Regions from separate parts of the Homo sapiens genome. Here all the other regions are linked to region 2. The links are chromatin loops, found by intact Hi-C in ENCODE. Cell type or tissue: natural killer cell. All regions are shown on one strand.

Region 1 (8,000 bases), 93 kb after region 2:
AACCTGATTCATTAACCTCATTCAATCAGACATAGATATATTATGGTATCTATATACAATAAAATCTGTATATAGTTCTCTTTACTGGCCCTGCACACGAGCCCTTGTCAGAGACCAGTATTTCTCTGACAAAAAGAGTTATCTAAATCTTTTTTCCTCCAAGTTTTGTCCATGTACCACCAGCAACAACATCACAGCAGAATCTCAGGCTCCATCACAAACCCACTGAAATTAAAACTGGTGTTTGACAAGACCTACTGGTGATTCCAAGTGTCTCTAGGATTTGTGTAAGCAAACAGTAATGGAGAAGGTCATTTTAGAAGGGAGGCTTGCCGGGCATGGGGGTTCATGACTGTAATCCCAGCACCTTGGGATGCCGAGGCGGGTGGATTGCCTGAGCTCAGGAGTTTGAGACCAGCCTGGGCAACGCAGTGAAACCCCATCTCTACTCGGGAGTCTGACACAGGAGAATTGCTTGAACCCGGGAGGCGGAGGTTGCAGTGAGCTGAGATCGTGCCATTACACTTCAGCCTGGGCAACAGAGTGAGACTCTATCTCAAAAAAAAAAAAAAAAGGCTCAGAGGCAGCAAGAGATATAGAATTTAAAGGTCCCCAGTGATCTGGATGTCGCTGAAGTTTTTAAACTGGGGAATAATGTAAACCAAGTGTTGAGAAAGAAGAGCAATGTGATTCCACCATTTAGGTGGGTGTGGAGAGAGAAGGCGGAAGCACTAAGAACACATGGGGGCACAATACTGAAGCAAAGGCATTATTGGTCTGGTGTGGGCTTTTGGCAATAGGGATGGTAAGGGAGAGACTGTGAAACATTCTGAATTAATTTATTTGATGAATTAGTTAAGTGACTTCTTGGGATGAGTTAACATGACCCCAGGAAAATGAAATCGGTAGGGAGGAGGCACAAAGTTTAATGCAGAGAATATAAGAGCAGTGGTAAATTATAGAGAAAGAATGAAGCCCAGCTCTCAATTTCTCAGGTTTGCACTCTACTCAATTAAACTTATGGTAGTCCCTTTGCCTGACACCTTCATAGCTAAAATATATTTTTTAAAATGAAGGTGGTGGTGGTGGTGGACATCTATATAGCTTCTAAAACATTGACTTTACCCTGCCTAACAGGAGTTTTGACTTTTACTCCTGTGTTACAAAGGACAACTTAGATATCTATTTTCTGAATATTAGAAACATTTAACGAATACTGTCTATATTACAGTGCAACTTTTTCAATATTTAAAAATATTCTGGAATATTTAAGTACTTTAGGGCTGTTATCTTCAAATTACAATATAATTTTAAAATTTTTCATGTTTGATAATTACTGTTTTTTTCTTCACATTTTTTCATGAAAGCCATCAAAAATATACCTCAAATGAATTTCATGATTACAGTGAATCCAAGAGATTAAGAACACTGGATAGTGAAACCACAGACCTCATTTACATTTTCTTAATATAAAATGAAAAATAAAGCATATATTGTTCTTACACCATTTGGTTCAAAGAAGCCAAATAAAAAAGCAACGAAAACAACATACTCCTGACAAAGTGCTCCAATAAACTAATGTTTTTTGACTGAGACTGATGTTTTTGACATTTGTTATTAAATGGAGTTGTTGCACTCTGCAATGCACATGGCAAATTCTAAATACAAGAGCAAAATCCAAACCGAGTAACTCCTCCTTTCACAGTACATCCCGTCATCTTGCTCCTTCCTAGACTGTTCCCATTCACTCAAAATAAGCTTGAGATCCTGCCTTGTGGGGATAACTGCAAACTGCAGTCAGATGTAGGAGCTGCTTAATCAGGTCTCAGAACCAGGCCTTAATTAGAATGCTTGGAAAAGAAGAGCAAATGAAAATTATTAAGCTGCACTGTTTATTCCTGTTTCTAATTTTAAAGAGGAAATCATGCATTAATTAAGCCATGGGTTAATGCTTTGAGGCACATTTTTGAGATACCCTAAAATAACAAGGAGAAATTTTTTTTGTTCTGTTTTGATAAACCCACTCTTGACTACTTGCTATATATGGTATGATATACTTCAACATAGAGTGTAACAGGGCACGCTATACTAAGTCTTGGTTGAATTTTAAAAGAATTACTAGACTTAAGGTGCGGCATGATAATCAAAGTGAGGCAGGTATTCCCTAAAAGTAAAACGGAAATGTGTAAAACCCATTTTCAGAGGTGAATGGAAGGTAAATTAGATGGTTTAAGAGAAGAGCACAATTCTACAAAGAGCTACATGGGCAGATAATTTCTAATGAGCAGAAAATGGCTTTTACAACATATTTTGGTGTTACAGATTTGAATCTGTTGATGATACCATACTTTGTGATAATCAGACTTAAGAAAAATAGAGTGATTGTTTTAAGTGAGAGCAGAAATATTATTTCTATTTTCTACAAAGCAATGACATAGGGATTATGTCTTCTTTAAAAAAGTTTTTAGCAATTCTTTCTCTAATTTTTTTACCCTGATCCAAATTACGAAAATGAAGAACATGCATAGAAATACTCCTTGTAAATTTATCTCCTTACATGACTCTAAAGTAATAATTTAAATTCTTGTTCTTTCTAGCTCCACTGATTTAGATTCTCACTGAGAATGATGAATCCTGGATGCTTCTTTGAAGCATTACAGGTTGTATGAGCATATTCTTTAAGTGTTACATCAGTGCTCAAAAAACTTCAGATTTGGGAGCATTTTGGATTTCAGATTTTCAGATCTAAGATGCTAAACCTGTATTTACTCACCACACAGAGACTGTCGTTCTGCATCTCCACTATTCTCTCAATATCCAAAGGTCATAGAGAGTTGCTTAGCTTATGTGGTCTACTTTCATTTTGAATGTCTTTATGATAAAAATGATCTATCTTTAAAGCAAAATTTTATTATTAGGTCTTTTGCAGTCTAAAAGCTGTGTGAGGAGAGAGACTGAATCCAGTGTGTGTGTGTGTGTGTGTGCACGTGTGTGCATGCACATGCACGTGCTTCTTATTTACTATAGAATTTTAAACACAGTAAGCATGCAGAAGCTATTTGCCATGTAACAGAAACTACAGGTGGGGCATTGGGCATCATTTAGATTAGGGAAACATGCTTTGGGATTCAGAGATACAATTCATTAAGAAGATGGAAAAGTATTAAGAAAATTATGAAGGTAAAGCTCTTTAGGAGACATTTTAATAGGCAGAGTTTCAAACAGTTGCATTAAGTAGGAAAACTCACATTCTTTCCTTGAATCATTCTCTTTCTTAAGATCAGACCATTATATTAACAGGTTTTTGGGTTTTTTTTTTTCCTCCCTGTTTTTCTAGCACTTTATTTCAGGCACTTCCCTCCTTCTGACATTTTTCTGAGTTCCTTACACTCTGGAGTCAAAGATCCCACAGTTTTCCACCAGCCAATTCTGACCTCTTGTTCTTCCCAACCACCACTATCATAAAACCAACAACAACAAACAAACAAAACAAAACAGTTCTCCATGTATAGCCCTTTGGGGCTCTATGACGAAGACCCTGTTTTATCAAAGACTGTTTTCCAGAGCTTGCACTCATCTTTGACACATAGTGTCATCATCTCCCCCTTTTATTTTTTTGCATGCTTTTGTTCCTTTAGCTCACTGGTAATAATGTTTGCTGAAAGGAAGGGCAGAACAAGCTGCAACAGGACTTATGACACCATATCATGGAAAGATAGCCTCCCGGTAAATCTAGGCCTCCCGGTAAAGATTAGCAGTATAATGAATAACAAGTTATAAACAGACCCTGAGGTTAAAGGATAGCAGCATGCTCTTGGCCCCCACCTTATATAGCAGACATTTTTTCCACAGACGTTGGGCCAGAGACATCAGGGCACCCATAGGGACTCATTCAAACATTCTCATTGTGCTTTTCATACTGTTTACTAGCCTGGACTGCAGATCCGAAAAACAGCCAGCCTTCACATTGTTGTTCTCTATTTTCATCTTGGGCAAAAAGTGAGAAACACTTGTTTGGAAAATTAGGTATTTTTAGTCATAGTGCAATGAGTGTTAGGTGTTTGTGGTTATCATGTTTAGTATGTGGAGGCTGACAGGAACAAACATGTTCAGATTGAGGTCCAGAGGTGTGAAAAGACATTAACAAGAATAAGGCTATAAAAATACATGTCTCTTCTTACAAAGCAAAACACTGCATGTGTTTCTTCAAAGAACTGAAAGGTCCTTATACATGAGGATGAGGTTTGCACCATTATTAATTCAAGATGCTCTTTCACAGGGAAATGGCTCTGAAACTAGGTGTCGTATATATATATATATATATATATACACATATGTGTGTGTGTGTATATATACACATATATATACACATACATATGTATGTATATATACATATATACACGTATATATGCATACATATATATGTATATATACATATATACACGTATATATGCATACATATATATGTATATATACATATATACACATATATATGCATACATATATATGTATGTATGCATATATACACGTATATATACATATATACACATATATGTGTATATATACACGTATATACACGTATATATACGTGTATATATACATATATATATAGGCTAATGAGTTATTTACATTTAACACAACCATTTATTATCCTCCCATTATGTGCCAGGCATTTTGCTCAAGGTCAGGGATAAAAAGAGCAGGACTTTTGCCTGAGGGGAACTTGGAAGCTTGGTTGAACAACAGGGTTATAAGTAAATATCATGTAACATCCTGATTTTAGTGCTGTAGTAGAAATTATTCTAATTAGTATCTAATGGGCATAGAGGAACATCCGTACTGCCAAGGATTGGTGGGAATTGAGAGTGAAAAAGAACGATTAAGAGAGAAGGGATTTTGAACAACTTGGAGCAGAACGTTGACGAGGATTCATAGATACCACGCAAGGGGAACAACAAGTAATTTGTGTATTTTTAGCAATGGTTCTCAAAGTGCAGTTCCTAGACTAGCAGCACCAGCATCACCTAAAGCTAGTTAGGAATGCAAACCTGCTCCACCCCAGACCTGCAAAATCAGAAACTCTGGAGGTGGGGCCCGGCAGCCAGGGGTTTATACACCCTCCAGGTGATTGTGGTGCATGCTACAGTTTGGAAACCACTAGCTTTAGGGCGTGGGCTCTCAAACTTGACTTCGTGTCAGAATCACCTGGGAGTTTAAAAATATGATGCCCGTACCCCATCTCAGAGGATCTGATTCAACTGGTCTGAGGAAACTGAGATTCTGAGAAGAGAGTAATTTCTCTAAGGTCACATAGTTAATAGGTAGGAATTAATGCCCGGGCCTGTCACCAAAGCCCCAGTTTGTTCATTTTGTTGCATAGACCTCTCAATCTGTGTGAGGGCAGAGATAGAACAGCCTTTCCCGTGGATGCCTGGGCTCATTATAAAAGGCCTTTCATTGTTTATTTCTGTTCTGTGAAAGAATAGAGTCTTTGTGCTGGGCGCCGAGGCTCACACCTGTAATCCCAGCACTTTGGGAGGCCGAGGTTGGGGGATCACCTGAGGTCAGGAGTTCGAGACCAGCCTGGCCAAGATGGTGAAACCCCATATCTACTAAAAATACAAAAATTAGTTGGGCATAGTGTCTCACACCTATCCCAGCTACTCAGGAGGCTGAGGCAGGAGAATCACTTGAAATCAGGAGGCGGAGGTTGCAGTGAGCCAAGATTGTGTCATTGCACTCTAGCCTGGGTGACAGAGGGAAACTCTGTCTCAATTAAAAAAAAATAATTATAAAGAGTCTTTGAACAGTAATGGTACTTGAAGATGTGGCTTCGTAAGTTGAGAACAAGGTATAAATATACCTTAGCTATATTTGTGTTATGTTACTTTTAAAAAATGCTAGCGAATTTGTTTGCATACCTATAAACTCTCTAGACTTACTACAATATACCCCCACTTTCAGTAAATCCGATATACAGAAATTTTATTTAGAACCAAAAAATAAAATCGCCCTCAAGCAGACAATATTTTTACTTTACAAAAGCATTCACATGGGTTTCCAGGCCCTCAAGTTCAGTGTTTACTCAGCTATTATGTGGGTAAGGGCTACTGGTGGCCTTTGAGCTTTTTATAGTAGACTTTATGTGTTAGAGAAGTTTTAGGTTCACAGCAAAATTGAGCAAAAGGTACAGAGATATCCCATATCCTCTCTGCACCCACACATGCACAGCCTCCCCCATTATCAGCATCCCCACCAGAGTGGTACACTTGGTACAATTGATGAACATGCATTGACACATCATCATCACCCACAGTCCATAGTTTACATTAACGGCTCACTTATAGGTGCTGTACATCCTGTGAATTTTGACAAATGTATAATGACATGTTTCTACCATTAGAGTATCATAGAGAATAGTTTTACTGCCCTAAAAATCTTCTGTGCTCCAACTATTCATCCCTCCACTGATCATCTTTTTATCATCTGCATAGCCTAGCCTTTTCCAGACTATCATACATTTGGAATCATACAGTAGGTAGCCTTTTCAGACTGGCTTCTTTCACTTATTAATATGTGTTTAAGTTTTCTCCATGTCTTCTTATGGCTTCATAGCTAATTTCTTTTTAGTGCTGAATAATGTTCCATTGTCTGGATGTACCACAGTTTATCCACTTACCCGCTGAAGGACATCTTTGTTGCTCCCAAGTTTTAGCAAACATGAATTGAGCTGCTGTAAACATCTGTGTGCAAGTTTTTGTGTACATGGACATAAGTTTTCAACTCCTTTGGGTAAACAGTAAGGACTTCAATGGCTGAATTGTATGGTAAGTGTGGGTTTAGTTTTGTATGCCCTTGAGATTTTTATTGGTATGCAAATGATATTCAAATGATTTGTAGTTAAACATGATTTAATGGCTCTTCTAAGCAAAGATACCTGATCTCTCTGCTAAATGCTCTGCATGGATTATATCATTTAATCTGTGCAACCAGATATGAGATACATAATACTACTTTTACAGAGGCTTAGGAAGATCAAATAGCTTTCATTAACTGTATAAGCTTGGATGTAGTCAATCCAGGATTTAATTCAGACCAACTGAAAACAGAGCCCATCTTTAAACTGTTTTGAACTCCATGTCACTCTAGGTGTCTGTGTTTCATAGTCCCTTCTTAGCAAAGTAGCCACTAATGGTTCTTATTTACTGCCCGCAGCAGCTAGCTGGACACCTGGGAATTTGGTGATCTTGGAGGTGGCCTGGATCTAGAACTCTGCCTTTTAGGAAGTTTCTCTAATGAGTTCTGCCTAATTGAGTATTTTCTTTCAAAGAATTTTGAAATATATTAATCAGATAGTATATTGCTTAGCAACTTGAAGAGACGTGAAGAAGCAGAAATCCATCTGACTGCTACAGAGAGAGGTGTTTTTTTCTGTGTGTGTGTCTGTTTTTTTTTTTTTTTTTTTTTTTTGGTTGTTGTTTACCTACTTCTGGGTGTTTTCTTAGAAAAACTCCCATCACTTAGGGAAAACTTGCTGTGTCTTTGTTTAGTGTCATCTCAAAGAGCCTGACTAATATAATCTCAGAAGAATCCAATGAGTTATGTATGTATGGGTGTGGAAACTTAAAAATTGAGCTTTGAACTTGTATATGAGTCAGAGACTATTTTGTCAATCTGGAGACATGAATATGTGCTCCACCCACCATCTTTTAATTACATGTATTGATACCTGAGATAGGGAAAAGGAAGATCTGAGTTCTTGACACAGTTCTGCTATTGGGCTGCAAAGGTCTCTTAGGGTATATTTATTTTTCACTTCTTCTGCTGATGCCTTGAGTGACCCTGACATTCAGCATCTAGTTCTCCACAGCACATTTGAGCAATTGTTAGAATCACCAGAATGACAGAAGAAGAATTTCATACCTAAGCAGACTTTGTTAGAAACATAATTTACACATATGTTTCTATCATGTACTTATTTGACTCTGATGATGATTCTT
Region 2 (8,000 bases):
TGTCTCGTGGGATATATTTTAATATCAACCAGTTACAGATGTGAGAACAGTCCTATTTGTGTAAATTACAAGTGTCCCCAGAGAACTTCCACATGTTTGGGGAGCCATAGGACTCACACAGGTGTGCCCCTGGAACCTCAGCAGCTAGAATAGAAGGCCATCGCCTCATGCCCACTTCAGTTTTCATTTGAATTAGTCATGAGGCTACGTTGGGTTCCAGCACAGACCCATTTCCAACATTGGATTTTAGCAGTGTCCAGTGTTATTTATTGAGTCTGCCTAACCCACTTTGCTAATGCCTCATTATCTTCCCAGGCTGATCCCCTTTGCCTTCTTCCCAAAAGAGCATTCCTTCTCTTCTAGTTAATACATCTTTTTCCTTTGAATGCTACTCCTCATTAAAGAGCAAACACAACTCATCTTAGTATACCTAGCTTGGCATCTATCTACCCTGTAGCCCGTTTCTGTCTTGTGGGCCAGTGTTGTTTAAGCCACCATTAAACTATTAGTTACTATCGTGCACTAATAACACCAGTGCACTTAGAATACGTTTTGCATCCAGAAATGTTGGATCCCTCATACTAGGCTTAGATGAGCAATCACACGCAGATGTAATTTAGTTTGAGTGTACTATGAGGCCTCCCAGGATTTCCTTGTCTCAGTTTGGGGCCATTCTTTAGGGGTAATTTGGATCTACCAAGTGATGCCCCCTACTTTAATTCCATCAGAAAAACACATTGTTTTTTCCCTTCTTTTCTTTTCTTTCTTTTCTTTTTTTTTTTTTTTTGAGACAGAGTCTAGCTCTGTCACCCGGGCTGGAGTACAGTGGCACCATCTCAGCTCACTGCAACCTCCGCCTCCTGGGTTCAAGCAATTCTCCTGCCTCAGCCTCCTGAGTAGCTGGGATTACAGGCGCCCACCACCATGCCTAGCTAATTTTTGTATTTTTAGTAGAGTGGAGAAAAAAAAGAATATGAAATAGCCTTATGGGACAATTTAATTGTGTATTTAGTTTCACCATGTTGGCCAGGCTGGTCTCAAACTCCCGACCTCAGATGATCTGCCCACCTCAGCCTCCCAAAGTGCTGGGATTACAGGCGTGAGCCACCATACCCGGCCCCCCCTTATTTTCTCTAATAGGTTTCCATCCATAAAAACAAGGTTGATACATAATTGTGCATGGAACATTGTGGGATATTGGCCATGCTGCATTATATTTCAAAGCCCATTATAATAACCAGGGCATTTCTAAGCATTGGATCATCAAGGTTTATAGTTACACAGTGATTACTGTGTTTGGAGCTGCATATTACATGGTTTGAAGTCCTAGCAGAAAGCAGTTCTCAGAAATTTCTTCCCAAATGATATCTTTTGTAGTAGATGTCATATTTTCTTTCATCCACAGGCCTTAATGCAGCAGCTGTCCAAACAGGATGCCATCCATTCATCTTGGATCTGCCATACTTAAACTAAGTGGCTCTTTGTTGAATTGACAGCTGTGCATAGGGCACTGTCTATGTGGCAATAGATTCTGGCCGCTTCTCAGGTGGTTCCAAAGTCAGTCCTGAGCTGAATCCAGCAGCACACCAGCCACCATAGGACACTGTGGGTAAAGGGGAGACCTGGGCATGGTGGTTCCTATCCTGGTTGTGGTGTTGGTCACGTTGTGCATCGCTGAGCCTCAGACCCACCTCATTCTGACAAAGGGCAGCAAGTCTGGTGATAAAGATGATGCAGAGCTAAAACAAAGAGTTTTTCTAAAATGTTGACATATCCATCAAATATATGCTGAGGGCAGAGACAAGCAGATTCTACTACATCACTGATTTTAAATATATATATATATATAAAAGAATTGAAATTTTTTCATTTGTTCAGAGGGTTTCCAATGAGGAATTAATGCTTTTGTAAAGATTTCCTCTTTCTGCATGTTGAAATTGCTAATTTAGGCTGGGTACAGTGGCTCATGCCTGTAATCCCAGTACTCTGGGAGGACTAGGTGGGAGGATCACTTGAGCTCAGGAGTTGGAAACCAACCTGAGCAACGTAGTGAGACTCCATCTCCACAAAAACTAAAAATAAAAAATTAGCCAGGAATGTTGGTACAATGCCTGCAGTTCCAGCTACCTGATAGGCTGAGGTGGGAGGATCACTTGAGCCCAGGAAGTCAAGGATGGAGTGATCTGTGATCATGCCACTGAACTCTAGCCTAGGTGACAGAGCAAGACCTTGTCTCAAAAAAGGAAAAAGAAATTTCTTATTTAATAATACTTTTTAATGGATACACTTTAAGATTAATTCAAGGCTGGGCGCGGTGGCTCACACCTGTAATCCCAGCACTTTGGGAGGCTGAGGTGGGTGGATCACAAGGTCAGGAGATCAAGACCATCCTGGCTAACACGGTGAAACCCTGTCTCTACTAAAAAATAAAAATAAAAAAAAATTAGCCGGGCATGGTGGCGGGCGCCTGTAGTCCCAGCTGCTCGGGAGGTTGAGGCAGGAGAATGGCGTGAACCCAGGAGGCGGAGCTTGCAGTGAGCTGAGATCATGTCACTGCACTCCAGCCTGGGCAACAGAGCGAGACTCCGTCTCAAAAAAAAAAAAAATTAATTCAAATATTACATTCTCTGTGAAGTGTTGCTTAATTCTTTAGGCTGAGTTATTTGCTCCCTCTAAATGTTTCTTTTCTTCTGCTGATTTTTTTTTCTCCCATTATATGACTTTATTCAAGCACTCATTCATTCATTTAGTAAATACTGAAAATCTGCTAAGTGTTGGTTAAATGTATTAGATGCATATTTATAATTATTTGTTTTCATATCTATTTCTTCCATTAGACTACGCAATTCAAACTCCAAGAACAGGACTTGTGCTATCCTCTCTTGCGTTTACATTGCCTATAGCATTGCCTAGCATGTAGTAAATGCATAATGAATGACTGTTAAATGAATGACAGATTGACAATATATTGGAAAGCTAAACACCTAGTTTCTGAATAAAACAATCACCATTTATAGAAACTTTTTGAATACACCAAATCTTTTGATAGCAGAAATAGCTCTATATCTATATTCATTTAATGGAATCAGATGTCACAAAAATACGAATTCTGCTCTGTTCATATAGGTGGATACGTAATTAAAAAAAAGGAAACAAACCTGAAAATGTTGTGCCTCTGTACCAAAAGCAATAATATTAAAATATATTGAGCCTTTACTATGTGCTAGAGGTATTGGAACTCTTTAAATGCATTAACTGAGTTAATCCTCATAACAACCCTTCTATTTAAGACGTAAAAAATTGAGGTGCAGAAAGTTTAAATAACTTGCTGAATGTCCCACTTACTAAGTGAAGGATCCCAGATTTAAGGCCAGGCAGTGTATCTCCTGTTTGCATTCTTAACTACTATGCTGTACTATAAAGTATTAGACTAATAAAGTATGTTCAATTTTTTCACATGCTTAGGAACTCAGCTCCAATGCCTGTCCTTATTGTAGCACCCGAAGTCTTAGCTTAGCACTAAGCCTTGGGGTGTGCTAAGCTAAGCCCTGTGATGCTTGGCTCACAGACCAAGAGTGTGCCAAAGACATCAGGCATGCTGTAGACATCTCTCTCCTGTTTATTTTGTATCCCTATTTCTAGTCCTGCGCATTGATATGGTCTCCTGTGCCTAAAGAAAATACTTGAAGATTTAATATAAGTTATCCTGATTTGGTTAATATAAAAAGCTCTATAGAAATCATACCTCAAGCCTAGGGGAGAAAAGGAATTGCATTAATGAGCCTTGAGCCCAACAATGGCCTCAAGATAACTCATCCCACGTGAATGGGTAGGAGATCCAGTGGTGTTTACCATGAGAACTGTGGTTAGTTTGCTAGGGCTGTCATGGCAAAATACCACAGATTGGGTGACTTAAATAACAGAAATTTATTTCTTACAATTGTGGAGCCTGGAAGTCCAAGATCAAGGTGGTTTTTTTTCTAAGGTCCCTCTCCTGATGGCCTCATTTTAACTTAATTACCCCTTTGAAGACCATATCACCAAATGCAGTCATATTCTGAAGTCTTTTTTATGTAACATAAAGTATAAAACTCCAACATACTGTGTACTGACGTACAAGAGGTTAGGGCTTCAACATGTGGATTTTGGGGAATAGGATTCTTTCTCTAAGGGACTAATTTTTCTTTGTTCCTCACTTAGAACACCCAAGCAGTAATAGACTTGGACCGCGGGATTTTCTTTTGAAAGGCAGGATGGAGCACAAACTCTGAAGTTAGACTGCTACCGGTGTAAATCCCGACTTGATCACTTACTCCATTTTTTGCTTTGTGCTCTCTGGCACTCAGTTTCCCCATTTGTAAAATCTGTGTAATATCTTCGAGAAAATGAGATAATCTGTGTAAAATTTGGTGACATAATCTGTGTAAAATGACTGTGGCAACAATGAAGGCAGTAAGGTTAGTTCCATTTCTCTCTGTTCAAGGAGTAGGTAAAGGTTTCTGTTAGAATCTTGGGAAGACGTCCTTTGCTTGCTCCTCTAGTGAGAATTCAGTATTTTCCCAAGGGAAAGAAAACTCCGAGTATACTTGAGAGTAGTTGAAATACAACTTTTAGGTATACCATGGATTACTTAGGCTTTTGTGGGTTGGACTGGGGACTAATAATTACGTAGAGCCCTTTATATGGGGAAATGATACTCAGTTTGGGAATAAGAAATAAGGTGTCAGGAGCTAAAGAAGGGGACAAAAAGATGTGTTGGATGGGAAATCAAGGACCCAACTACATGGTTGCTGAATAAACTAATAAAGAAAAGCTATCACTAAGATGAAGCAAACATAGAGGTGTTTCAGGGGCAGCTATAGCTCAGTGGTTTTCAAAGGAAACCACATGTGGGGCCACAAGACATCTCTCAGCTTGAACCTATTGGTGGAGCTCAGGCTTATGATATATTGTTAAGATGAACTGAGCAATACTCACTTGCAATTAGAATCCTATACAATTTGTTAGAGTAAGACCAGGAAGAGTAAGACTGGATAGTGGTCTGCCATTTGAGGGCACCTAATAAGCATTTTCTGTGCATAATTACTGCTCACACACTTTGCCCTTTTATCTCATCATAGAAATAGACTGAATAAGGTATAATTTATAGTTTATCACCATATTTCTTTGGCTTTCAGATCACTTCTAGAAAACATTTCTGATTATATGTATTTGTATGTGTGCATATGTATTATGATAACTATCATAATGGTTTACAGTGGAGCTGCATGAAAAAAAAATAAAGGAATAAAGTTAAGTAGAAAATGCCAACATACTGCATACTGGTAATTTTCCACTACTTAAGAGAAAATGTCACTTTTCTCCCAAACAATCCAATTCTTACTCTTATCACCAATGTACATAACATGATTGCTATTGCATATCTGCTATGTAAACATTGCTTTAATATTTTTCATTACTTTTGTCCAAATGACCCTGAGTAAATGTAATATCTGGCACAAGGTGCTGGAGTTGTGGCACTGTTTGAAAGCCAGTGGCTTTGTTGTATAACTTGAAACCCTCAGAACTTTGGCACAGCTAGAGGTTTTTTTAATTTTTTATTGGAAATTTCATTTTTATTATCCATGAAGCTCTATTGTCTAGTAATCAAACACTAAAGGCTAAATGAAACCAAATAATTGATATAATTTTAACTCTCTAATGGGGTAATAATTTTAAAGATGCTATACACATGAATTGCACCCAGTAGTTGGCAAAGTGTTACCATTTACACACACACACACACACAACCCTTTTCAGTAGAAATAAAATTCATTTTTACAAGAAGCTTACTTTCTAAAAAAGAAGGAATGTAATCTCCTCATTATCTTTCTGTGAATGCCTTCATATTGACTAATGTTAACATTTGCAGAGAATTTTTTAAATCTCTAAATCACAGTTGTATTATTGTTCAATGCAGACAATCTATCTGCTCTCTTCCTACTGAATCAGGCATCTTTCAAGAATGTTTAGATTTCTATGTTATACTGCTTAGAACCAAAGTACACAATATTTTTTTCATTATAGTGAGAAATTAAGTAGCAACTGTTCTGACACAATATTTAACAATCCATTTAAAAATAACTTTTATTTACTCTCCATGTCAAAAATGAAATGAGTGTATACATGTTGAATGACCCTTTCTATGCTTACAAAGTATTTTATTATAATTTTTTTCTGAATAATTTTTAAAGTAAAAACTTAATAGATGGTTAAAAGAAACCTCTCAAATGTTAATCCATAATGCTCACAATAAAATCATTAATTCTCTTAAAAATAAAAAAAATACGCTAACATTATAAACAAGGTGGATATGAATTTTCGTCATTGAAAAGCTAAAGCTGAATTAACAACACATTGGAAATAATTGACATTTATTTTTTATCATCATCATTATCATCATCACCACAGCCACAATCACTGCAGAATTTATTATTCTGGATTTTGTCAAAAGCAGCTGTACAACAGAAGCTTTTTCCCTATAAAAGTATTCTGAAATCCTCATAAAATCCAAAGTAGTTCAGTTTTTTTCCTCATGGAGGAAAATCTGTTTATCAAAAATTTAATTAGATAAACTGAGGAAGAATTTGAATGAAAAACAATGAATAAGCTATTGTTGTAGAGCTAGACTATGATGTGAATGCAGAGTTCTAGTTCCTGGCTTCTAGATTTGACTTTGCCACTTGAAAGTTGTTTGATCTTAGGTAAATCATTTAACCCTCCCACTATCATTGCCTAGGGTCTTGGTTTCCACATCTGTAAAATGGAGCCTCAATACCTTATCCTGCTTACTGCACACTTACTACACTTTTAAGATCAAATGAGATCATGCAAGTGAAATGCTGTCGGTATTTCCAAGTGTTATGCAAATGTAGTGGTCGTTATTATTTTTTGAGTAAAGGAGGAAAGCTTGGTGGATGGACTTGCTCAGAATACCTGAGTCCAAGTTTCTGTTCTTTCACTTACTAGCTAGGTGGACTTGAGAATATTGGTGGAGCTTTTTCTAAACTGCTAAAAAGGACATAAAAATGCCAACTGCACATATAGAATATATAAAATCTTTATGAAATTCAAGGTAGTCCAGTTTTCTTCCTGGATAGAGGCAAAATTGTCTGTCATAATTTTATTGAAATGAGGTTTTTCTATAAAGCAAAAAAAGAATTCGAGTAAGAGGTAATAATGCACAAGCTAAAGAATGTGTTTTCAAACCTGTTAAACTCATTGCAATACTTAAATCCACCTGCTGACGGCCCCTGAATTTTTTTATAGGATGAACTAGTGGAACGATCAGGCTTAAAACAGCAGCTGGATAACCTGTTACCTGAGAGTCAGCAAATATCCATGGTCCTCATCAAGCAGTGCCACAGAGAGAGCCCAGTAGAGGTTAACTGGAAGGTCACCAACTAACTCCCGCGTGTTGCTACTTGAACCCTTTGTTGAAAGTCAGGCAGAGCGGTCTAGGATTTCTTTGAATGAAATAATCAAATCTAGCCCATTAAGAGATGACTTAGAAAACAATGAACATGTACGTGAAAATCTTGAACTTTTTTTTTACCTAAAGCAGACTTTAAGAAATCAAATAGAAATGACTTCTGTGAAATAGAATAGGCAGTTGTTAATATAACCATATAGCAGCCTCAACATAGCAGCTTCTAACTCTAATGATTAGTAAGTTCTTGCTAATATCTCTCATATAGATTTTTATATTAGTAAGTCATTGCTAATGCTGCTTTTTATATGGCACAATTCAAAAGGACTGTGTGCCAGAAATATTTAATAAGCCCCATTCATTTGCATGGCTTTAAGCAGAGTTATGAAACCTCCACTATTTTCCTGGTTGTTCAATTTTCCTCAGAAAGTGGCTCTCATTGCTCTCCAGTTCTGTAATCTTTCTACCTCAGCTCTTTAAATTAACTTTGTGCCAGCAACCAGTCTATTTGGCTTTTGGGATGTTTTAATAA
Region 3 (8,000 bases), 490 kb after region 2:
TCTTTTTCTTTTTTTTTTCTGAAAGCCAGTTTATTAAGAAAGTAAAGGAATAAAAGAATGGCTACTCCATAGACAAAGCAGCCTCAATATTCTTATGTAACAACTTTAGTTTGATCAATATTTAATCTTTATATTTTAAAAACTATAGCTATGTTACTTAAATTTGAGTCTTTCAACATGATTCTCTGGCTTTTACATCACTCTTTTGTTTCCTGTAAAGTTAACAATTGTTTTTATTCTGCTTGATTTTCCCTGTTCCTAGTGCTAATTTATCAACAAACTCCTCACTGCTGATGTAAAACTTAATTCTATAATGGGCAATTTATTTAGTGCATTTTTTTTTTGAGAAATTTTTCGTGGGTTCTCCTGTCTAATCTCACCTAAACTGATTTTTCTCTGAGCGTTGTTGCACAGCTTCATCTTGAAGCTTTCATTTACCATAAACCATTGTCGCTCTGTTATATTGTATCTTCTATTTCCTGAAAACCGTGGCTTCTTCCTTGGTATGCTTCTCTTGGGAGTACGTCTTCTTTCAGCCTCCTTTAAAAGAGTGCGAGTGAGATGATCTTTGTTAAGCTGACATGTCTGAACTTGATCTATACTTATGATTAATTAATAGCTTGATGGAGTGCTGAAGCTGAGACTGGAGATAGCTTTTCCTCAGAATGTTGATGATGTTGTTTCCTTTTTGCTTGCCATCTAGTGTTGTTATTGAGAACTCTAACATCATAATCAATCTCCTCCTTTGTATGTAAACGTTTTTCTCCTGTTAGGGAGTCTTTGGGATCTGTTCTTTCTACTTGTGGTTCTATAATTTGCCTTGGTGTGGTTTTGTCTTCTATTACTGTTCTGAGCATTTAGTGAGCCCTTTCTATTTGAAAGTTTATGCTCTCAGTTTTGGAAGTTTTCCTTGATTACTTCTTTAATAATTTTCTATTTTTTTCTTTTTCTATTTCTGAATCCTCTTGTAGTTAGATTTTGCATGCTCTATATTGAAGATTTTGTATGCCTTGTATTGGTAATTTTTAAATATTTTTATTTCCTCTTTTATATTTATCATAATACCTAGTTTCTACTATCATTCTTTGACAACTTCTAACCGTTTTAGTTATTTTTCAATAGAAAATCATAAGGCTTTTGTTGTTCTCTGATTTTAAAATTACATCCTAGTTTTTCAATGCAACATAAATTTTTCTTATTTCCCCAATAATTTTAATAGTAGCTGGTATTGTGTACAATTTTCTTTTCTTTCCAGAATTTCTTCCGTTTTCTCCAATTTTTACTTTTTTTTATTCGTTGGTATTGGTATGTCTTTCAGGCTCTTGCATGTCTATCAACCCTTGTGCATCCAATCACTTTTAAGAATGAAGTGCTAGGCCAGGCGCGGTGACTCATGCCTGTAATCCTAGCACTTTGGGAGGCCGAGGCGGGCGGATCACGAGGTCAGGAGATCGAGACCATCCTGGCTAACATGGTGAAACCCCGTCTCTACTAAAAATACAAAAAATTAGCCGGGCGCAGTGGCGGGCCCCTGCAGTCCCAGCTACTTGGGAGGCTGAGGCAGAATGGCGTGAACCCGGAAGGCAGAGCTTGCAGTGAGCCGAGATAGTGCCACTGCACTTCTGGCCTGGGCGACAGAGCGAGACTCCGTCTCAAAAAAAAAAAAAAAAGAATGAAGTGCTAAAATGTTACATTGGGGCATTTGTTTGGAGTAGGGCAAAACATTTCAACAGGTGGTTTTCATGTCTACATAGTAAAATAATCAAATGCGGATGTAAATATTTTATTGCAAAGCCCACACATGTTGGTATTTGTGAGTCACTTTTCCTAGGCCAGATTCGCCAAAGAAAACTCCAATTTCCTGCTTCGAGCTTAGAGGAGGGGAAGATATTAACTTGGCTTATAGCATTCAGAGATCTCAGAAGGGACAAGTGGCTGGAAACCACTTAATACAGAGCTTTTCCATTGTAATCACTACCCACCTCCACCACCCTCACCTAAAACTGGTGACTGATTATTTAAGAATGTTAAATGACTTTGATTATTTAAGAATGTTAGACAATAGCATAGTGAGAACTTGCCGTAAGCTAAATATTTTTAACTGCTTTCACACAAATTATCTCAGGTTTCATGTTTAAAGTAGATAGGGCCAGGTGCAGTGGTTCATGACTGTAATCCCAGCACTTTGGGAGGCTGAGGTGGGTGGATCACTTGAGACCAGGAGTTCAAGACCAGCCTGGCCAACATGGCAAAGCCGCATCTCTACTAAAAATACAAAAAAAAAAAAAAAAAAAAAAAATTAGCCAGGCATGGTGACGCATGCCTGTAATCCCAGCTACTCAGGAGGCTGGGATGAGAGAATCACTTGAACCGGGATGCAGAGGTTGCAGTGTGCCGAGATCATGCCACTGCATTCCAACCTGGGCGACAGAGCATGACTAGGTCTCTAAATAAATAAATAAAGTAGATTGGTAGTTTTTCCATTTTATACATGATGAAAATGATGTTTAGTAAAGTTAGTAAATCCCACTGTCAGTATGTTTGATGTGACCCATGAAGCGAATGGATATTAAGAAAGGCATTACGTGTTTGGTTGCAGTTTTTGCTTATACCTTTGTTATTATGTCCAATATTATAAATTAAAGCAGAAATCTGAGAGTTTTTACCTATTATCTGTTCAGAAGATATGACCCTAACTTTGTATGCAAATACTAAAAGTTCTCGGATAGAAAAGGAAAAGCTGTTCTCACCTTTTTCAGAGTCTCATCTAATCAAATCATGTTTTTCAGTGTAAACTGGTTAATATAAATATAGGACGATCAACCAAGGAGATATGAGCTGCCACAATATTGATAATCTACATCATTAAGAAATCCTTACTTCAAACAAGTACTTAATGCTTTTTTCAATGTTTTAGCCAGATAAGCTCGAGATTTTCCTGTCTTCCTGGAATACTGCTGATTCTGGTCGGGTTTCTATAATATTCTTCTTGGCCCAATTTCACTACTGGGACTTAGGTCAACCTAATTGTTGTAATTTTAATGACTCTAGTTTACTTGTCTCTGGCTAGTTCAGTGTGCTGTAAACTCTCCCAGAGATGTGAAGATGAATGAAAACTTCTCTAATTATTTTTGTAGACCAAATATATCATTGGCATCCAAATCTGACAAAGATATTACAAGAAAGAAATATTGAAGATCAATATATCTTATTAATATTGATGCAAAATACTAAATATTATATTAGCAAACAGAATTCAAAGTCACATTAAGAGAATCATACGCTATTACCAAGTTGAATATATTATAGGAATTCAAGGTTGTTTCAAGTAAGTCTATTATATCTCACATAATAATAACATACCAAAAAAAACTTCATAGATGCCAAAAAAGTCTCCCCAAATTCCACTCATTCCTGATTTTTTAAAAAGACTCAAGGTAATAGAAAACTTTTCTTGGTGTGGTATGATGCCTATATTTAGTTCTAAAGTTTATTACTTAATGGGGAAACAAGACCTATTTCCACTAAGATAAGAAACAAGGCAAGGATACTCATAGTCTCCAATAAGATAGTTGAATATAAAATTAGTTTATTAAATTAAATTTTTGGAATCATATAGTTCCAAAAAATAAGAAAGTACTTACAAATGATGATGCCATGTCAAAGAAACTCAGAAGCCAATTAATAGCTTTCATACACACAAAAATAATGAATTTGGTGTTATAATGGTAAGGAAAACTTCACTTATATTGGCAAGAAAGAAGAGTAAAAATTTAGGATAAACTAAATGAGAAATAGGCAAACCTATATAAGATAAATTTTAAAATATTCCTGAAAGGGTGGACTGCCCTTCCTATCTGGCAATAATAAGCTGCCCTGTCCTCTACTTGCTGGAGTGTTAGAGCAAGTCTTGAGGTGAATCAAGACTTTCACCACCACCCAGCAGTAATGAGGCCACCCTCTCTGTGGTGTCAGTGGAAGCCACAGAGGGGAAGTAACAAACAGTTTCTGTTCCAGCAAGCCTGAGAGGTATCAGTGACTGCTTGGTTGAGAGCCGGAATTGTCACCACATCCATGAGTAACAAGGAGCTCCCCACAAACTTGTGTGTCATTAAAGTCAGACTGGGGAACCTAAACTTTTAACCTAGTAAAGAGGCAGCATTCCTTTTTCTACTGCTGGAGTGGTATCAAAAGAAGACAGCTAAAATAGAAGGTTAAATAAGATCCAGAGATCCATACAATATTAATCAAAATATATGATTCAATAGAAACTACCCTTCTTATGAAGACATAGGAAGATCTCAAATAGAATAATAAAAGACAAGTGACAGATGCCAACATCAAGGTAACAGAGGGTTTGGAATTATCTGAAAAAGATATTAAAGCAACCATCAGAAAATTTTTAATGAGCAATTACAAACACCCATGAAATAATACTGTAAGCAAAAAATGAAAGATGTAAAGAAAAATAAAACGAAAACTTTATAAATAAAAAATAAAATAATAAAAAAATGGGATCAACATTAGAATGGATGGGACAAAAATAATTATTGAACTTGAAGATAGAATAATAGAAACCTAATTTGAAAAACAGGGAAACAAGTAGACTGAAAAAAAACTTGAACAGACCCTCAGAGATCTGTGGCATTATAACAAAAGCTCTAACATTTGTGTCATCAGATTTCCATAAGGAGAGGAGGAACAGGGAACGACTGAAAAACTGCTCAAAACAATAATGGCAGAAAACTTTCCCAATTTGCCAAAAGACATAAACATACATTTTCAAAAAGCTGAGTGAATACCAAACAGAATAGATTGAAATCCACACCAAGGAACATCATAGTCATACTTCTGAAAACTAAAGACAACGAAAAAAACCTTGAAAAACCATGAGAGAGAAAAGATACCTTACCTAAAAGGAGTCAACTTAAATGACAGTGGACTTCTCATCAAAAATCTTGGAAGCCAGAAAGCATGTGGCTCAACATTTTTCAAGTGCTGACAGAAAGCATTTAACCACAAATCCTACATTCAGGAAAAATATTATTCAGGAACTAAGGAAAAATCAAGGCATTCTCAGATACAGAGAAACTGAAAATGTGTAACCAGCAGACCAAAAAGAATAGCTAGAGGAAGTTATTTCAACCAAAAGAAAATGTAAAAAATGGAATCTTTGAATACCAAGGGGGAAGAAAACTATGGAAAGAGCAAAAATATGTGCAAATACGTTCCCTTATTCTCTTGTATTAAATTATGTTTCATGGTTGAAACAAAAATTATACCACTGACATGATTTAAAATGTATAAAAAATGTTTAAGACAATTATGATTGGAGGAGATAAAGGGAGTGTTAAAGGACATCAGATTTCTATACTTGATTCAAACCAGTAAATATATTCTGGATAATGAAAGCTGATTTCTTGCTGGATGGGGCAGGCATTAAAATAAGGAAGGAGGCAAAGCCAGGATGACCCTTGTGGAATTGTACTGGAACCAAAAAGACCAATATGTAGTCATGGTGGTTTTTCTTTTTTGTTTTTTTTTTTTAATTTAAATATATACAGTTGGCTATGGGTCTAACTGTGTATGCATGTATGTGCTTACATATATTTATTTTCAGGCTTAGATTATTCTTAAAAGAATTGTCCCTAAAAAACAGTGTGCAAATGTAATGCTGAGATATTCATTTATAAATACCATTTTCCAATAAATGGAAATAGATGATTCTAGGTCTGAGGTAAGAGGAGAAAGCACAGAATGAGCCTGAAACATCAATCATATAGTTCCAGAAACGAAGAAAGTACTTTAAAATGATGATGCCATGTCAAAGGCGCTTGGGAATCGACTTCAAAAAGCAACCAGTGGCCAAATCTGGAACATTTTTAGCCACAAAATAATGGTGCTAGTAATGTTTTCATTTTTGTTTTTAAAGACAGAGTTCTGCTATGTTACCTGTGAGCCACTGTGCCTTGCTGATAGTAATGTTTTATAGCCCATAGACCAAAGTAAATATCCATTAGATTGCACTGGGGTTATAAATAATGAATAGATAAATATATAGTAGAGGGAAAAAATAACTATTTTCAATAGTAGCATTTCAGTATATAAATACAAAAATAATAACTGAAATTAAAATCACCTTTTTGGCTGGGCGCGGTGGCTCACGCCTGTAATCCCAGCACTTTGGGAGGCCGAGGCGGGTGAATCACAAGATCAAGAGTTCAAGGCCAGTCTGGCCAAGATGGTGAAACCCCGTCTCTACTAAAAATACAAAAATCAGCTGGGCGTGGTGGGGCAGGTGCCTGTAATCCCAGCTACTCAGGAGGCTGAGGCAGAGAATTGCTTGAACCCAGGAGGTGGAGGTTGCAGTGAGCTGAGATCATGCCACTGCACTCCAGCCTGGGCAACAGAGCAAGACCCCATCTCAAAAAAAAATCACCTTTTTTGTTTGGTTTGCAGACACACACTGTAATCATTGTAGTCAAGAATTATCAATGTGCACCAAAATTAGTTGGGGAAGGTGTTATGAGAGACAGGATATTTGCAATATTTCAAAGTATCTGCCCATAAGATACTTATTAGTTAAAAGTGAAAATACTAATATTGCGGGACAGAAACTTGGCAAACCTCATTTTAACAGTTATCAAATGTAATATCACCAATAATGAGACATGTCATCCTATATCTGATATGAGGCACTGAGAAGGGTGCAACAAATTTCTGTGGTCCTCTTGCCAAATATGTATGACACATACTCAAGCTGACTAATGAGCAATGTAAACTTAATGCAATGATGAGTGCCGGATTAGATGTTAGGCCGGTGTAAATAAATTAGTGAGACAATTGATAAAGGTGAATAAGATGCAGATGAATCAATATTATTATATCAATGTTAATTTTTAAATTTTGATAGTTATACTATGGTTATGCAATGTGTCAACATTTGTTAACGAGTTGAGAAAAGGGTTTTGGGGAACTCTTCATACTATATTTGCAACTTTGTATAAGTCTGAAATTATTTCCAAATAAAGTTAAAACAGGTAAAAATAAATAAAATAACTAGTGTGACTTCTGTCTCCTGATTGTTCATCAGCTATGATTTTAAATTTGTTGGTATAGTATATATTAAAACATTTAGAACTATATATAAAGATAATTTAATACACTATAGAATAAGTTCATTATTCTGTTTGGTTTGCCCTTAAATGATTTTAAGTTAAAATGTCCTTAAACATTTATTACCATTGTTACATTATTACCTTTTAAATTCAAATTTAGATTTATCTGTAGTCTATAATTTAAAAAATCTCTTACTTTTTCCTGTCTTTTAGGTAAACTTTTCATAGTTGAATAAAAACCAAGAACAGATTAGTAAGTACTAAAATAGTATGGGCCCTTATCATTGTATCTTTTCCAAATAAAGTTATCCCAGTATATAATCTTTACAGGCAAGCCCTATTTGGCAAAGAAACTATGTCCAAATGTTTGTGTTTCAAACATAGAGTAATTATAAACAGTGTAGCAACTTCTCATGATTGGCAAAGAAGAACACATATTGGGGTTTTTAACATTCCACGTAGTTTTATTAACATTTATCTTCAGTTAGGCATTGAGTACATGTGAAGACAATATTGGAATTGAGATAAAATATATACACTTAATGTTTTCTGTAAGGATAAGACAAAGATAACATCTTATTTGATAGTTTGAACTGGTTGGAATTTGACCAATTAGAATGAATAGCTTTGCCTGAAAATCTTTATCTTGATGGTCAGAATTTAGATGGGTAAGCTGCCTGATTAATTCCAGATTTCAAATATTTTCATTCCAAATTTTCTTCCTGGCAGGATAATTACCAGGAATAATATAGATGAGTACAAATGTTTTTGGAAAAATTTATGTTGTTTAGGGTTAAAAATAAGTTCACGATATTTAAACTTGGTCAACTTAAATGATATTTAAAGTACTTGGTAAACTTTGTCATCTTCTAGTTTCTAAAC

What was found. A loop is a pair of places that touch in the nucleus more often than their neighbours do. Peaks named below come from ENCODE experiments on the same cell type or tissue, not always from the same donor. Only the 100,000 strongest peaks of a DNase experiment are listed, where the experiment ranks them.
Region 1: it touches region 2 in a loop (13-fold over the local background); 2 of 110 quality-filtered maps call a loop at or near these places.
Region 3: it touches region 2 in a loop (5-fold over the local background); 2 of 110 quality-filtered maps call a loop at or near these places.

What each region holds. Positions count from the first base shown.
Region 1 is chr13:80,474,167-80,482,166 of GRCh38, forward strand. No RefSeq gene overlaps it. Among named protein-coding and RNA genes, the nearest start is that of SPRY2, 140 kb to the left of the region's middle. In natural killer cell, no CTCF peak of the experiment used is centred here; a DNase peak (open chromatin) is centred at 4,085; H3K27ac peaks cover 818 bases.
Region 2 is chr13:80,381,312-80,389,311 of GRCh38, forward strand. No RefSeq gene overlaps it. Among named protein-coding and RNA genes, the nearest start is that of SPRY2, 44 kb to the left of the region's middle. In natural killer cell, no CTCF peak of the experiment used is centred here; a DNase peak (open chromatin) is centred at 4,890.
Region 3 is chr13:80,869,784-80,877,783 of GRCh38, forward strand. No RefSeq gene overlaps it. Among named protein-coding and RNA genes, the nearest start is that of LINC00377, 140 kb to the right of the region's middle. RefSeq lists enhancers at 1,030-1,530, 1,531-2,031, 3,916-3,995. In natural killer cell, no CTCF peak of the experiment used is centred here; a DNase peak (open chromatin) is centred at 4,018.